Linked DNA regions of Mus musculus: region 2 is linked to region 1. Evidence: chromatin loops called from intact Hi-C (ENCODE). Cell type or tissue: heart. All regions are shown on one strand.

What was found. A loop is a pair of places that touch in the nucleus more often than their neighbours do. Peaks named below come from ENCODE experiments on the same cell type or tissue, not always from the same donor. Only the 100,000 strongest peaks of a DNase experiment are listed, where the experiment ranks them.
Region 2: it touches region 1 in a loop (4-fold over the local background); 37 of 42 quality-filtered maps call a loop at or near these places.

The regions. Positions count from the first base shown.
Region 1 is chr1:169,946,735-169,954,734 of GRCm38, reverse strand. It overlaps Hsd17b7 (hydroxysteroid (17-beta) dehydrogenase 7), which reads left to right. Exons shown (of 9, transcript NM_010476.3): 9 at 1,601-5,198. The coding sequence ends at 1,702. Among named protein-coding and RNA genes, the nearest start is that of Hsd17b7, 18 kb to the left of the region's middle. In heart, CTCF peaks have their summits at 3,912 (motif pointing left) and 6,888 (motif pointing right); no DNase peak of the experiment used is centred here; H3K27ac peaks cover 320 bases.
Region 2 is chr1:170,132,732-170,140,731 of GRCm38, reverse strand. No RefSeq gene overlaps it. Among named protein-coding and RNA genes, the nearest start is that of Uap1, 38 kb to the left of the region's middle. In heart, a CTCF peak has its summit at 4,186 (motif pointing right); a DNase peak (open chromatin) is centred at 4,151; H3K27ac peaks cover 412 bases.

The sequences.
Region 1 (8,000 bases):
GTTATTTCATGTTACACTTCCACATCACAGTCCATCAGTGAGGAAAGTTAGGGCCGGAATGCAAAAGGGGAACCTGGAGCCTGGCACCGAAGCAGAAGCCGTGAAGGAGCGCTTCGTTTTGGCTTGCTCCCACTGGCTGGTTCATTTGCTTCCTGATAGATAGCCCCAGGAGCGTCATCCCGGGGGGCTGGAGCTGCCCACCTTGAGCTGAGTCCTCCCACATCACTCATCAACCAAGAAAATGAGCCACAGGCCAGTCTGGTGGGAGCATTTCTCTCAGTTCATGCATGTTACCTCTTCCAAAATGACAGTTGTGTCAAATGACAAGCAATTAATCAGCACAGACTAGTTATATACCAGGTTCACCTACAGAGGCAGATCACAGAGATCTGCCTGCCTCTGCCTCCTGAGTACTGGGATTGAAGATACGCACTGCCCTGCATATCTTTTTAAAAAAAACAAAACAAAACAAAACTCAAGTTTGTGTTAATTTATAATCCTTAATATATAAAAGTGATTCAGTTTAGAAACTCTGTTATAAATTATTAAGCTCCCTTTGGGGCTTTTAGAGTTTATTTAAACTTATAACCTTACAGGGAACAATTAACCTATCAGTGGGAAGAAAATGTTTAATTCCACAAACCCAAGCATTTCATTAATATTCTGTGAGGCACATTGAAGAGAATACTTTAGCCTTTGATTCATTTGTGGAAATCAGCTTTGCCCTCTGTTAAAGGGTTGAGGGAAGTAGTGACTGCTAATCTTGGGGTTGGAGGGCAGTCATTGTCTTCAGTTGTGTATCCACTGAGAAGCCTGCCACGCTGCAGCAGGCCGCCACACCCATGCATGTGTGGACCACCTCTGTTAAACCCAGTGTGCCACAACACAAACCAAAATGATACGAAAGCCTTGCGGGCAGGGAGGAGTTGGGGGGGGGCGTGAGAGGCAGAGGGGCTGAGGACGAATCTAACCAGAATGAAGATTTTTCCTGGGATACATTTCAATAAAGGTGAGCTTGGACAGAGAGATCTGTGACATCTGCAGTCTCAGTCCAAATAGTGAAAAGAATCAAATGAGGAGAAATGTTACTTCCAAAATGTTGAAGGTTTCCTTAACCCCTAGCCTTTAGGAAGAGCCCGGTTTTTGAGGTTCAGGCTCCTCGTTGATTAGGAAACAAAGAGATCCTGTTTATAGTTCTTGTGTTCGGTTGAAGTAAGATTTTCTCTAGGAAGAACAAGAATACAACATAATAGTGATATAAGACAGGATCTCCAGTTTCATGCACATAGGAGCACTTTGGAAGCGGGTGAGTGTGGACAGGAATTGAGATGTGATTCCCCGCACTCCCCGTTTCCCTCATGGTTGGGTTAGGAGTTAGACTAGGAAAGACATTGTGTATCTCTCTGCCAAAGCAAGCAGCAGGAGATTTGGCGGATGCCAGTTTGCATGAGCATTTCCGTCCTCAGGTGTTTCCCAGCTGCCCCTTCCTGCCCCTTCCTAGCGTCCAGTTCTCTTACACGCGTGGGCGCCTCCCTTTGCGCCAGTGCACTGTGTTTTGTTTTTTCTTTTGCAGTCATCTTTATCTGTGCTTGTTTTCCAGATGGACATAGATGAAGACACTGCTGAAAAATTCTATGAGGTCTTACTGGAGCTGGAAAAGCGTGTCAGGACCACCGTTCAGAAATCGGATCACCCGAGCTGATGTAGGCGTTCCTCAGGGCACCCCGTGGGCACCTCCTGTACGCCATGGCACACGTGGCTTTCCATCTCGCTGGGTGATACACATTTGCAGTAAACCATAAGCCATGACGATCTCTCCTCCTACCTTTCACAGTGATCTCCAAGACTGTGTGTGTGCACATTTTTGCAGGCGTGCACACACATGTGAGAAAGGACTGGCAAAGTAGAGGGACCAACTACTTACCCCTCCAGAGCAGTGTCCTGTTGGAACTGCTAGAGGTTTCCTGCGGTGCATCCTTGGATCGCTTTCTGCCTCCTAGAGCCCAGTAGTTTTGACTTGTGTGATGGGGACACAGTACAGCCTGAAGCTTCTTTTAGTCTCAGCACGGAGGGGCAATGCCACTGGGTAGGACTTCTACTTCTTGTTTTTCCTCCACGATCCCCTCTTTTACTCTCTTTACATTCTCCTTCATATGCTGCTTTGGCTAATCTTATTCATTCATGGTCCGTCCATGTAGTCATTTTCAAGAGAAAGGTATTCAAGAGAAAGGTGTGAATGTGTTTGGGCCACAAGCATTATTTTCGGTCTTTAATAACATCTATACTATAGATGTATTCATTATGAACAGCTTATTGTCATGATCATATTTCACTGGAATTAAACTTAGAGCAAAAGAAAATATTCATGTTTCAAAAAAAAAATTTTAAAAACCCTGACAAACTGCTAGGACGCCATCCGGTACACAGTAGAAGCAGAAGAGTTGACTTTTATGTGTCAGATGATGAGTTTTTCAAACCTTTTCTCCATAAATCTTAAGAGCCATCCCTGAGTATCAGAACGCTAGAGATGGCAAGACATTTTTATCATAAAGGCATCCTATCTCTCGGGATAAAATTCTGAACAAAAGTAAGAAAGTGATAGATACATAAATATAATCTCCCTACAACTTGTGGTATGAAAACTTTCTGGTTAGAGTGTCTCTAATTTTGTTGACTACGTTTTCTTTTGTAAAGATACAGAGGAGAATGAGTCCACACCCACGGGCCCCTCCTCTGTCTCTGGGAAGCAAGGGGTGGTTTTTCATTCTTCATCCTGAGTGAGCCCCCACTTGGCAAAGGCTCCATCTCAGGGGGAACTCATGTTTCTCATCTGCAAAGCAAAGCTGTCACCCCCCTGTTCTGTTCTTCGCGGCCTTGCCTGAGGATCCGTGTTCTGTGTGAACCATGAGAATTCCTCATTTTGGTAGAGAATCAGGTTCCTTAGAGATCAATAAGCCAGCATGCTGAGGCCCAGACACTGCAGGCCACCGCCCTTCTGAAGGATGGCCCCTTCTCTTCCCCATGTGCTTGTTTCCAGGAGACAGTACCGAGCTCTGCAGTGGTATGGGGAGGATTAGGGTCCCTGCGGCTGGGTAGTCATAACCTTAACTTGCCTTGAGAGAGTGGATTGAGAAAAAGCTTGGGTTTTGCTTATTTGTGAGTTTGGAGAAAACACCCTTTTCTGGGGTTGTCAAGTTATAAACATCAAGTTATTCTTAGAAGTCTTTATTAACTTTTTGCTGGCTTCATTGGGAATTCCCTCTGTTTTATTCCTGATACTAGTATCTGCCCATGGTCAGCAAGGCAGGAGCTTTTCCAGTTTGCTGGTATTTGCAAAGAACCTTTGTTTCTGCCTCATTTTTTTCCTAGTTATTTACATATTATCCATATAGATTATTAGCTCTACTTGTTTTAATTATCTTTTTGTTTTCTTTGACTTAAAGTAAAACTTTTCTAGTTCCTTGAGTTAAAACTTAGGTTCCATATTTGGAAATCTTTCTTAATTGTTGCTATAAGCATTTACTTATAAGCATTTAATTATCTAGATGCTATTCTCATCCCACATGTGCCGACATTGTCCGGCATTATATTAATTTATGTTGAGGTTTCCTTTTATGAATTATTAAGCAATATTCAATGCTCATATTTTTAGAGATTTAAAAGATTGATACTGGCTGGGAAGATGACTTAGTGGTTGAGAGCACTGGCTGCCTGCCCTGGAACGCACTCTGTAGACCAGGCTGGCCTTGAACTCAGAAAATCACCTGCCTCTGCCTCCCAAGTGCTGGGACTAAAAGCATGCACTACCACTGCCCGGCTACTGGCTACTCTTTCAAAGGACCCAGGTTTGATTCCTAGGACCATGTGGTGGCTCACAAACATCTCTAACTTCAGTTCTAGGGGATCTGATGCCCTCTTCTGGCCTCGGTGGGTACCACAAGTGCATCCGATGCCCAGGCATCTGTGCAGACAAAACACATAAGAATAAATCTTTTAAAAGTTGGAACTGGCTTCTAGGTGTAGTCTGTTGGGATTTCATAGTTTGATGTTAATATAGTCAGGGTATATTAAGTCCTATTTCTGCATTGCATTTCTTGACTTTTATTTATTGTACAGGATCTGTTGTGCTTGAATGAGTGTTCTGTGAATTTTTCTTCACACCACACCAGCTCGTATCTCCTCCTTGGAACACTCTTGTTGTTCCCTTTGTGTTTTGTGCGGAGTTCACGGGTGCCTTCAGGCAGGTGTTGTGTGGGAGGGCCGCAGTGCTCTGTTAGAAGCAGTATTTCTCACCTTTACACCGGCTTCATTTCTCTTGTGGTTTTACCCTTCTGTTTCTTTCCTGTGCTCAGTCCGTTTTTCTTGTTCTATGACCATTTCTGGTTTTAATTTTAAAATTTTGGTTCACGTTATTCTTAATTTATTTTCATGTATTTATTTTGCATGCTTGGGCGTATTGAATTCAGGGCCTTGGGGCTCATCTTCTTTCTGTAGTTGATTCCCTAGGCTGGAATGCTGCTGGAATGCTGCTGGAATGCTGCTGTGGTACTTGTCAACTGAGGCTTTTGTTCGGTTGGTTTGTTTTGTTCCAGTTTTGTTTTCTTCAGTCCTCAATAAGGTCTTCGATAGTTATTTAATCTAAAATTTCATCATATCCCTCGGGTTCTATCATCCTTATTTACTTTGTAAAAAAAAAAACCAAAATATTTATTTGAGGTCTGAAGAGATGGCTCAGCACTTAAGAGCCCCGAGTGCATAGCTTCATTGCTTCTGTAGGCTCCTAGCCACATTTGAAGCTGCCGCTCTCAGAAACGTATACCAGCGCTAAGTAACTTGTCTTCCTTGTATTGATAGAGGGTGCTTTAAAAAAAAATTACCTATTTTTCTGTCAAGCTGTGTATTTATGTCTCTTACTATTTCTTGTTTGATTTTTCACCTTTGGTAAGAAGAGATATTATTATCTATATAATAAAGAATGAAGCTTTTGCCTAAAAATCATTTATTTATCTAACACTTGTGCTCATTTCTCATGTTTATTGTCCTTTACTTTTCCAAAGGATCAGGGCCAAGACCTTCCATGGTTGTTTCTGGCTATATTTCTAGTGTTTGACCAGTGCTTGCCATTTCCTGGGCTCTTGATGAATGTATGAACAGTTGATTGAACAAGCATCTATTTGAATAAAATTATCATGCTATCTTGGTTTTAGACTCAGTTAATTTTTATTATGCCACATTTATAAAAAGCTACACTGTATCTTAATTTGGAATTCTGTTCAGAATGCCAAGCTAGCGTTTACTGAGACTGTCGTTACTCTTGAAGAACACATTGACAGCATCTATCACAAGTTTCAAGCACACGTGCCTTTAGCAAGTCAGCGTTTCTCAATTTGCCCTAAAGATAGGTCTCGAATACATACACTGTGACAGGGTTATTGTCACCTGTTGGAAACTCTTGGTGCTAAATATGCTTTGAAAATGAAAGTTGCTTGTTCTTTGGAAAGATAAGCTGGTGCACACAATACAGTATGGTTGGTAACAGCCCTAGAGGGAGTTGGGGCAACAACCTATAATCAAAGCCAGTTGCATGTCAGCAAAAAAGACGCACGAATTCACATTAAAGCAGCATAAGAACTATAAACAGCCTCCTCCCAGCTTGGATAGGCTTAGTGCCAAGGAGTATGCTAAATATTTTGAAAAGACGTTCAGTTTCCTAAGCTGTTTGGGCCTTGAAATTGCAGGCCAGGGATTTCAGACCACTGTAACAACGTTCATTGTCGCATCATTGTCCGGCAGCAGCAGGAGAACATAAAGAATGTAAGCATGTTTATCCAGTCTCTAGGGTATTGCGCAAAGAATGATGGCATTTCCATAAAATACACTAAAGGTAGCAGTCTTAAAAAGGGATGAGGCAGACTGTGGGTGAAATGAATAAAACCAGATGCTGTAGAAGGCAGGGAGGTCTTGGTGTGTTCACAGACAAGCACCAGGGCAGGGGGTCCCAACCGTCCAAACCCTTCCACTCTTTACTACAGTTCCTAATTGCAATGACCCCAACCATAACATTATTTTTGTTGTTACATCAAAGCTGTAACTTTGCTACTGTCATGAATCATAATGTAAATATCTGATAGGCAGATGTCATAAGGGGTCCCCGATGAAAAGGTCGTGCAGCCCCGAAGAGGTCATGACCCACAGGTTGAGAACCACGGCACTAGGGGACCCTGGAATGTTGAGCACACAGCATTGTTCCTTCACAGGGCAGGGTGCATAACTTCCCAGGAGGCTGGGAGTAGATTTACTAAATAGCCTGGTGACCCTCACACGCACTCTGTGTGGTGGACACTGGGCTGGTTTATCTCCCCAACCGTATCATAAGTCTTATTTTCCTCACTTCATCTATAAAACCTGTCCTTATGGAAGGTCTCACGTGCACTTTATAAAGAGTTTTGATATAGCCACATCTAATCTTTAGCTTACTTTGTTCCTCTGGGAGACTTGTATGGCGTTGAGTTAATTACGACCAGGAAATATATGCCTAAAGTGGAACAACCAGGGGCAGAAAAACAACAACAGGGACCAGGGGAGACTGCATTGTTAAGTGCTCAGTGTAAAGGCAGAAAAGCAAAGGAGATATCGGAAACTGAGTAACTTGTGACTGCCTCCAGATTTTTATATTCAGAGTAAAGAGGATCAAATGGAGATAATTTAAAATCTAGCCTACCAAAAACATGGACAGACAGTCAGACTGACAGCTCTGAAAACAGATCCACATAAGACACTGGACCTGTGTACGTGGCTAAGTGGTGGTGGGGCTTATGGAACAGTTCAGGTAGCAGGTTCCTGTGGTCACTCACAGCCAGCAGAGGTCACCCTTACTCTGTGGCTTCTGGGCCAGGTAGTCTTCCGGTGCTTACAGGGCTACACCCAGACTACTTACTGTCCTGAGGTACCACCGAGGGATGGCTGAGCTGTGGTCAAGGGCTTGGGGTCAGAGGCCCATGGATTCATACTTGCGAAACTGATGCTTGTGAGTAGGTTGAATGGTCGAGGAGTCGGGTTTCATGTGCACCATGTTGATGACACTCACTGGAGTGACTTAAGGGAAGAGTGGAGGATCCATCCAGCTGAACTCTGTCCCCACCATGCCCATCTTGGGACAACTCAGAATTCTACCTGGTGTATCTCCAGACGCAAGCCCTAGTAATGATTCTGGAGTGATGGCCACAGGCTTGACTTGGTTGTCTCCTGTGTCATAGTCTGCTGGTCAGGTAGATCTCAGCTGATCTCCTTGTGTCCAGCCATCTTACTCTCTGTTGTCTTTGCCTGTCTACTTTAAGCCGTATCTTCAGCTGCCTGGGGATGCTCTCTATAGCATCAAAGCTGTTCTCATACTGCAATCACACCATTGTCGCTCCCTTGGGAATTTGAGTGAATTGATCCAACCCCAGTTCTCTCAGGATCTGTTCTATAAAGACCTTATAGGATGAGCAGGCTACACACTTCATGTAACACTAACCTTGCACCCCAAGTCTATAAAAACTGCAAACCATGAATCCTTATAGCCATCATTTAAATGCAAACTTGAGGCTCTGCTTGTTACAATTACAAAATCCCTTTTGGGGACGACTCTGCAGTAACTAGAGAGAAGAAAATAGGTTGTAAAGGGAGAGGGAAGAAAGAAAACCTTGGGTTTTTCAGCATAGGTGGCATTTTTGGCTTTCTGTCTACACACACCCCGGTGGGCAGTTTAACATACAGAAAACATACAGAAGCAATCATATATGATGAGTAAGGTGCTTTGCTTCACTGGGAGGAAGTTTTTTTTTTTTATTACGTATTTTCCTCAATTACATTTCCAATGCTATCCCAAAAGTCCCCCTAGCAAACACAGAAGTGGATGCTCACAGTCAACTATTGGATGGATCACAGGGCCCCCAAGGGAGGAAGATTCTTCTAAGCCCATTTTCTGTCAGAAAGTAGCAACTGAGCCATTCCATCTT
Region 2 (8,000 bases), 190 kb before region 1:
AGCAAAGAGAATCTCAAGTAAGGAGAGAGCCCGGAGGCCATGACAGTGTGAGGAGAAGCACGTATGCCACAGGCAGTTCTCATTAAGTCCTGCCCCAACGTTATCCACATTCAGGACTGGATAGTGTTTCCAAAAGAGGAACCGAAGTCATTTGGCCACAGTGGAGATTTTATGAGAGAATTAATAGAGTCCACTCAGATCACACTATGAATATTTGATTGGCAGCCACCGTGCACATGTGCAGGCCCTCAGGTGTGTTCCATTGCTTCCACTGGAAGATGAACAAAAGGCGTGTCGATCCCCACCTCCATCCCCAGGTTTGGAGGCTTTTCATGATGGGAGATTTTATTTCTAGTTCTAGATTATCTTAGCATTTCCTCTTGATGACTGCCAAGTCTGATCTGGAGAAGAGGTGAGAGACACCGTGTATAATCTATGAGGAATATAATCTACAGCCATTTGGTTAGTTTTCCAGTCTGTTTTTCTACTGCCCGAGACGGGTGCTTTTGCAATTCAGTCTCTGGTGTCGCAAAACCACAATGTTTACCTCAAAGGTCCTAAGAGATCATTTATTCTGGAGTCAAATATGAGTGATTGTAGCCCGGGAACACAAAGTTAGGTTACCCCAAATTCCATGTTCCAATGTGGAAGTATTTTTGAAGTCTTTATTGTAAAACAAAAAAAAGTTGTAAATCAAAGTGCTTTTCAAATATACTGAAGTTTAAAATCAGAGAAATCTCAGTTATAAGCCTTATGCTGTCTGATAACTCTTAGCCTCTTGGCTGGAAGAGTAGAGTTTTGTTAGTTAATACATTCCAAAAGATTTTTTGTTTGTTTGTTTGTGTGTTTGTTTGTTTGTTTTTAAACTGTTAGTCACAGGATGTTAGTCCTGAAACAGGTGGACTAGAATGGCCATCAAGGGGGCTAAAAAGATAGCCCAGAATAAACTATAATTAGGCTCTGGACCTGCAACATCAACCCTTCCACACCACTGAAGTTCTAACTAGACAATCAGCTCTGCTGCACAGTTTCTTTCCAGGAATTCTTGTTCACTTCTCTGCAGCTCCAGGTTTTAGGAAATGCACATTGAGAAGTGATCCTTAAGGGAGTGAGGTCATAGCCAGCATTCTGGAGACATAAAAGGTACAACAGTTCTTTCCTTAATAGTTTTCATTGAAAAACATTCATAATAAAGATAATTTAATGCTAAGAAGGACGTTAAACAGGAGCAAACAGTGATCCCGTTGACTGGAGTTTGGCAGCAAGAGTGCTCGAGAACTCTATTGTGTTAGGGTTCTCCAGGGAAATGGCTCCTAAGGAGGTTGACAGGCAGATAGAGTTATATAGACATTTCTCTGGACAGATTGGCTCATAAGGTTGTAGAAGCTAAGTTCTGTGACCTCATGATTATAAGCTTGAAGTCTGAAAAAGTCAGTGGTATAATTCTAGTCCATTGTCAAGGTAGAGAACTAATAGTGTACATCCCAGCCATCCAGAAGATGCCAGGGTCATAAAACAAAGAAGATGGTTGTCCCAGCTCAAACAGCACATGCATACTTCTCCCACCTTTTTTGCCTCCACAGGCCCTCAGTAGTAGTTCCCACATGAATAAGGCTGATCTTTACAGTACACTGATTTAGGGTTTCATATGCTGATGTCTTCCATCCCCCTCCCCCTTCCTCCCCAAGCATCCTTAGAGACCCCCTGGGAAAGAATGGTATCCCAGCTCTCTGGTATTTTCTTAGCCTAAGGAAACTGACACAAAATTAACATCTCATCACTGTGGGAATATAGATGCTTAATAGACTGCCTTTAGATCACTAAGTTCTAACAAAATAAATGTATGCCACCCACTAAAATAGTCATGAACATAAAAAAGTTCATAACGCAGAAGTGAGTGGGAGGGGAGGCTAGTGCCTGTGCCAGCCTGCCCGAGTCTCCAGCATGTACTCTCACTACTAGGCTAAATTTATGTTGAGAACTTTTTCTTTATTAGATATTTTCTTTATTTACATTTCAAATGTTATCCTCTTTCCTAGTTTCCTCTCCAAAAATCCCCTATACTCTTCCCCCTCCCTCTGCTCCCCAACCAACCCACTCCTGCTTCCTGGCCCTGGCATTCCCCTATATTGGAGCATAGAACCTTTACAAGACCAAGGGCCTCTCCTCCCATTGATGACTGACTAGGCCATCCTCTGCTACATATACAGCTAGAGACAAGAGCTCTGGGGGATACTAATTCATATTGTTGTTCCACCTATAGAGTTGCAGACCCCATCAGCTCCTTGGCTTCTTTCTCTAGCTTCTCCATTGGGGGCCCTGTGTTCCATCCAATAGATGACTGTGAGCATCCACTTCTGTATTTGCCAGGCACTGGCAGAGCCTCTCAGGAGGCTTTTTCATTTGAGAAGAGAACTGCGGAGAAATCTTCACCTTGTAACAATGACGTTATTCCAAATAGGCAGTGATTAAGAACTGGCAGAAATGAATTCATAGTAGGAAAATAGAATAACAAAGTCCTATAGGAGGGATGGCAACCGAGCAAGGAGCACAGGCATTTGCCAGGGTTTTCAAATACTCTGAACTTGGGCAGTGGTCATGGAGCCATTTAAAGGAAAAAAAAAATCCTAAAACTGAACAGTTAAGATTTGTTATTTTTCGAAGTTCTGCCTCAAGAAGAACATTTTATACCTCATGCAGTTTTGTTTCAAGATATAATTCATTGGTCAAAGATGGGGCTTAAGTAACTTAAAATTTCATTACTAGGATATGGAAGAGTAGGGATTAAAATCCAAGTCTTCTGGCTCTACAGTCTTGTCACATGGTCCAATCCAAACAGCATTCTGAAAATGTTGAGCACAAGCTAAAGTGTTGGAGAGAGGAACAGACAGAAACAGTTGTGTTTTTACAAGGTTTAAGTTCTTTGTGCTGAAGAGGAAATGGAAAGGCTAAGAATCAATTGTTTTTTGTGACTGTCACCATCAATAGTTCAAGGAAGAGGCAAGTTGGCAAACTTTGGCCTCATAGCACAAGAAGAGAGAGGACCAGATGACTGAAGGCAGAGCCATACTTGGGCTACTGTGAAGTAATGAGGATCTTGACAAGGTTATGCAACATCAGCCGAAGACCAATCAATTGTTCCTGGGCCTGGGTGACATTTTCTTGTTATCTGGAAGGTAGGTGTGTGTGTATGTGAGTGTGCATGTGTGTATGTGTGTGCATATGTGTGTGAGTATGTATGTGTGAGTATGTGTGGCAGCAGGGCACTTCTGGGAATACTTAACATTTGAGAGAACAGGACTATATTTAGGCAAATCTAATTGTTTCAAGGGAAAGATTCCTACATTCTTTGAACATGTTTATCTGCTCATAAAAGACATCCTGAAGAGGCGAGCATTTGGCAGCCTGAATCTGGCACAAGTCAGAATGTCATAGTAGAAGAGGGCCTGAGAGCACAAGATCCCATCCAACCCTATTCATTGAGCAATTGGGAAATGCAATAGAAATCTTGATAACTCACATATAGGAGATGGAAAGTCAAACCCTAGAAGAGAAGACACTTGAGAACCCATTCTCACAGATAAGCATATTCAAGTGGAGATGCTCAGAGTACTATTACAATCAGCATTATTGGTCAAAAGCTATCGGGAGAGGGATCGTTACTTGACTGTTTAGTTCTTAAGTATGAACTTAGGTGACAACATCATGTCACAAAAAGATTGGACACATCTGTGGATAGGGACTCCCCCCACCTCCCATAGCCTTCTGAAATCCTCTACAATGTAGTTGCCATTGTCCTTTCCCTCAGGACTTAACCTAGCTCTAATATGCCAAGCTGTTAGGAGGCCTAGTATAAAGAAAACTCGAGGTTAGGATTTTGAGGGTATCAGACCCAGGATGGTGTGCACAACTGTAATTGCAGCCCCTGACAAATGGAGGCAGAAGGAGCTTAAATTCATAGTGAGTTTGGAGTGAGCCTGAAATACATGAAACGCTGCCATGAAGAGACATAAAATATGAGGGTAATAGTCGAAGCCCTGAAGCAGAATATTTTTGGCAGACTTGGTTCCTCACGTCTTCTGACTGTACTATAGACTACTTCCTGTGAGTCAGCTGTCCCCGAGGCCTCGTCTTGGCAGGCCACAGTTCTTTGTGGCTTTTGTGGAAGGGTTATGTCTGAGCAGCAGAGGGCAGTATGAACAAAGGCTGGGATGAAGTAGCAACTCAGCCTTGGTTCAGGAGCTCTGGCTTTGCAGCAATGAATGTCATTATGCATCCTCCCAGAGCTTCCTTCCTAGCCCAACCATCTTGCCCCTGACGCTACAGGTGTGTCTTTCTGTTATTCTTCCCACTTGCAGCAGACCAGAGTACTTAGTTTGAATGATTCATTTTACATATAAGTAACTGAGTTCCAAAAGAAGCCACTCCCTTAAGGATGTGCATCTAGGTAGTAACAGTTCAGACTACATGCTAGATCTGAGCTGGGGTCAGGATTTAGGCGCCAACTGCTTACTAAGATTAATTCAAGCCTAAGTGTGGTTTAAATGGCAGAGATGATAGGTGAAGATGAAGGACGAGACAGAGCTTATGACAGACAGAAATAGCAATAGCAAGGATTCTACAAATTGGTGAGGTTTCTTTTTCAATATATCTTTTCTATATTCCATTTCAACAAAAACCCTTTTCAAAAGAGGGTGCAGGGGGGTGGTGTAGCTCAGTGGTAGAGTGCCTGGACTGCATAGCCCTAGGTTTGAAGACCGACACCCCCCCCAAAAAAAAGAATTAGTAAATTCATTAAAAGTTAATTATAACTTATCATTTAATTGAATGGATCATTTTCTTGCATCTAGACAATTAAATCATGATATAAGAAATTCCAATTTTTTGCCTCAACCAAGTTCAACTTTTCCAAAGTCCGGTTCTCCAGAAATAACTGACCACTTTCCTGTGTGTCTTACACATCTTTCCAACCATCCTCCTCTTTGGAGCCCTGAGCCTCATCCCCGCAAGCTAGGATAGGTGGCATCCTGGTCCTAACCCTACCCAGGGAATTGTTCTCTGCTTAGCAGGGGTATTTCTCTGAGCCAGCTCTCGGGCTTAAAAGGCTTAATATATATGGACTTGTGGTGGATAGTCGCCATTGTCAATGTGATTGGATTTTGGAGTTACCTAGGAGACACACCTTGACCAAGAGAGGACATTTCCAGAGAAGTTTAAAAAAACAAAGACAAACAAACAAACAAACAAAACCATAAACAAAATATCCACCCTGAATCTGGGCAGCACCATACCACCTTTATTTACTTCCTCTGACTCCCTGTGGGTGGCCACTTGGTATGTTCCATTTCCAACTTTATGACCTTTTCATTCATATATATACATATGTATATATGTATGTGTGTGTATACATATACATATATATATATATATATATATACATACACATACATATACACATACATACACCATTGAGTATAATTATTATTGTCCATATGTACCCAGGTATGAGGCTATCCACTGGAGCAACTTACCAGCGGCCATATAAACAAAGGAAAACCACTCTCCCTCTGCCAGCAGCCAGCAGTAGCCAATGGCTTCTCAGCTAGGGGCGGGGGGCCTTGTTTTCCCCATCCCTGGTGGAGTTTTGACTGCCTTGAGCCTGTGCAGACAAACATAGCTAATGGAGTTCACGTGTGCAACTGCTACGTCATGTCCGGAAGACATCTCAAAGCACTCCTGTCCACTCTTACATCCCTTCCACCTTTTCTTCCGCAGTGTTCCCCGAGCCTTGGGCGCATAGGTGATATGGACGTCTCATTGAGAGCCAAGCACTAGCAGTCCTCTATTCTTAGCCCGTCGACTAGTTTTAAGTGTCTGCGTTTATGGCTGCCAGCTACCACAACAAAAATCAAAACCTTCTCTGACCAAGACTGAGAGTAGCCCAGGTCTGTGGGTATGAAAGCGAGTATTTAGGTCATGTAGTCTCCCCATATCTAGGGCATATTGTCTTCACAGCTATGAGTTTTTGACCAGGATACAGTACTGGGGATGAATCCTTTTTTCTTGTGGATCAGAAAGGGATTGGTGACTCTGTAACTGTCAAACTACAATTGCATCCGTGTACACATCTCACCTAAGCAGGCCGGTATTGTAGCCTGCACGGTCCTGTGCTGAGGAAGACCACGGATGTCTTTCTCCCTCTGCTGTCTGCCTAGCCCCTCCTGGCACTCGGAAAGCCAGCAGGGGAAAAGGTTTCCTGGTCAATCTCACTTTGACTCCTTTGTGTCCTGCAACCAAACTGTGTGGTTTCTTCAGTTACAGTGTCTAGATTTATGCCCTGCACCTCTTCAGATAGGTTCTGGGGATCGAATTCGAGTCTTCACACTTTGTACAAACACTTTACCAACCAAGTTTTCTCATCTATGGAATTTTAATTTTGGTTATTTATAGTACCGTTCATCTCTAAGATTTTGCTTAGTTCTTTAAAATTAGCAATTTCTTATTTATAAGACATCGTTCTCAGGCTTGCTCTTAACTATTTGCACTGAGTTTTTTTTTTATTTCTTAGAAAAGATTTATGATGTCTGCTTTAAAGCCTTTTACTAGTAAGCCTGCATTAGGGTTTCCCCAGGATCTATTTTTATCAACTACTTTTTTTCCCTCTTACATAGACTAATTTTCTTGGTCTTGTGTAAGTCATTTAAAAACTACTAGATAATTAAAATAGCACAGCATAGTGACTCTGAAAATCACATTTCTTTTTTCCTCATTGTTACTGACTTAATAGTCTTCATGTTTTGCATGGGTGAACACTAATGTTTCCGTTAGTTGTACTTAGTGGCCAGCTATAAGAGAAACTTTTTTAGATATTTTAAACCAAATGTTGTTTTTCTGCTTTCTGCTGACAGATTCTATGTGAGTGCCAGGGTACATTCTCAACACACTAGTCAGTTTCCTTCCTTCCTTCCTTCCTTCCTTCCTTCCTTCCTTCCTTCCTTCCTTCCTTCCTTCCTTCCTTCCTTCCTCCCTCCCTCCCTTCTTCTCTCTCTCTCTCTCTCTCTTTCTGTCTGTCTGTCTTTCTTTCTTTCTTTCTTTCTTTCTTTCTTTCTTTCTTTCTTTCTTTCTTTCTTTCTTTCTTTCTTTCTCTCTCTTTCAGATGTATTTATTTATTTAATTTATGTGAGTACACTGTAGCTGTCTTCAAACACACCAGAAGAGGGCTTCAGATCTTATTACAGATGGTTGTGAGCCATCATGTGGTTGCTGAGAATTGAACTCAGGACCTCAGGACCTCTGGAGGAACAGTCAGTGCTCTTAACCACTGAGCCATCTCTCCAGCCTCTAGTCAGCTTCTTTTTTTCTCAATTTTTGTTTGCCCAGTATCTTATTGTTAGCCAGAGTTGAGAAAATATACCTTTCTTAGCCACTTATAGGCATACTTATGGGCTTAGTTTGAGTCTTTTAGATCCCTAAGAATGTACTGGGGAACTTTGCAAAGTTCATGTAGGAAATCTAATTTTCTCTTTAAATCATCTTGGCCAGCTCCTTGCTTGCTTTGGTGTGCCATAGGCCACTGCCGTGTTACACCGTTGCCACTGCATACTTTTGATAAACAACCTAAAGATACTGTTTCCTACTGGGTGAAACCTGAGTCAGGTCAAATAAAAGACAACTCTAGAATATAGAGTTTCCAGACGGCTGGCAGATGGGGAAGAAAGATAGAGAGGATGGAAGGTGGTACCTTTTGAAAACCTTCCAAACCTTCTGCTGTCTCTAGAGGTGAATAGGTAGCTATTTTTCACAGATACCATTTTGAGGCTGCTAGTTTGAATCTTTTATTTTAGAGGTTTGGGAACTTGAGGTGTTATGCATACTAAGTAAATGGTGTACCTATTCTCAGACCGTGTGTGTGTGTGTGTGTGTGTGTGTGTGTGCATGCAGATGTATGTTGAGACCGGGGACTAGTCAGTTAGCTACTCTGGCTGGCCAGCAAGTGCCAG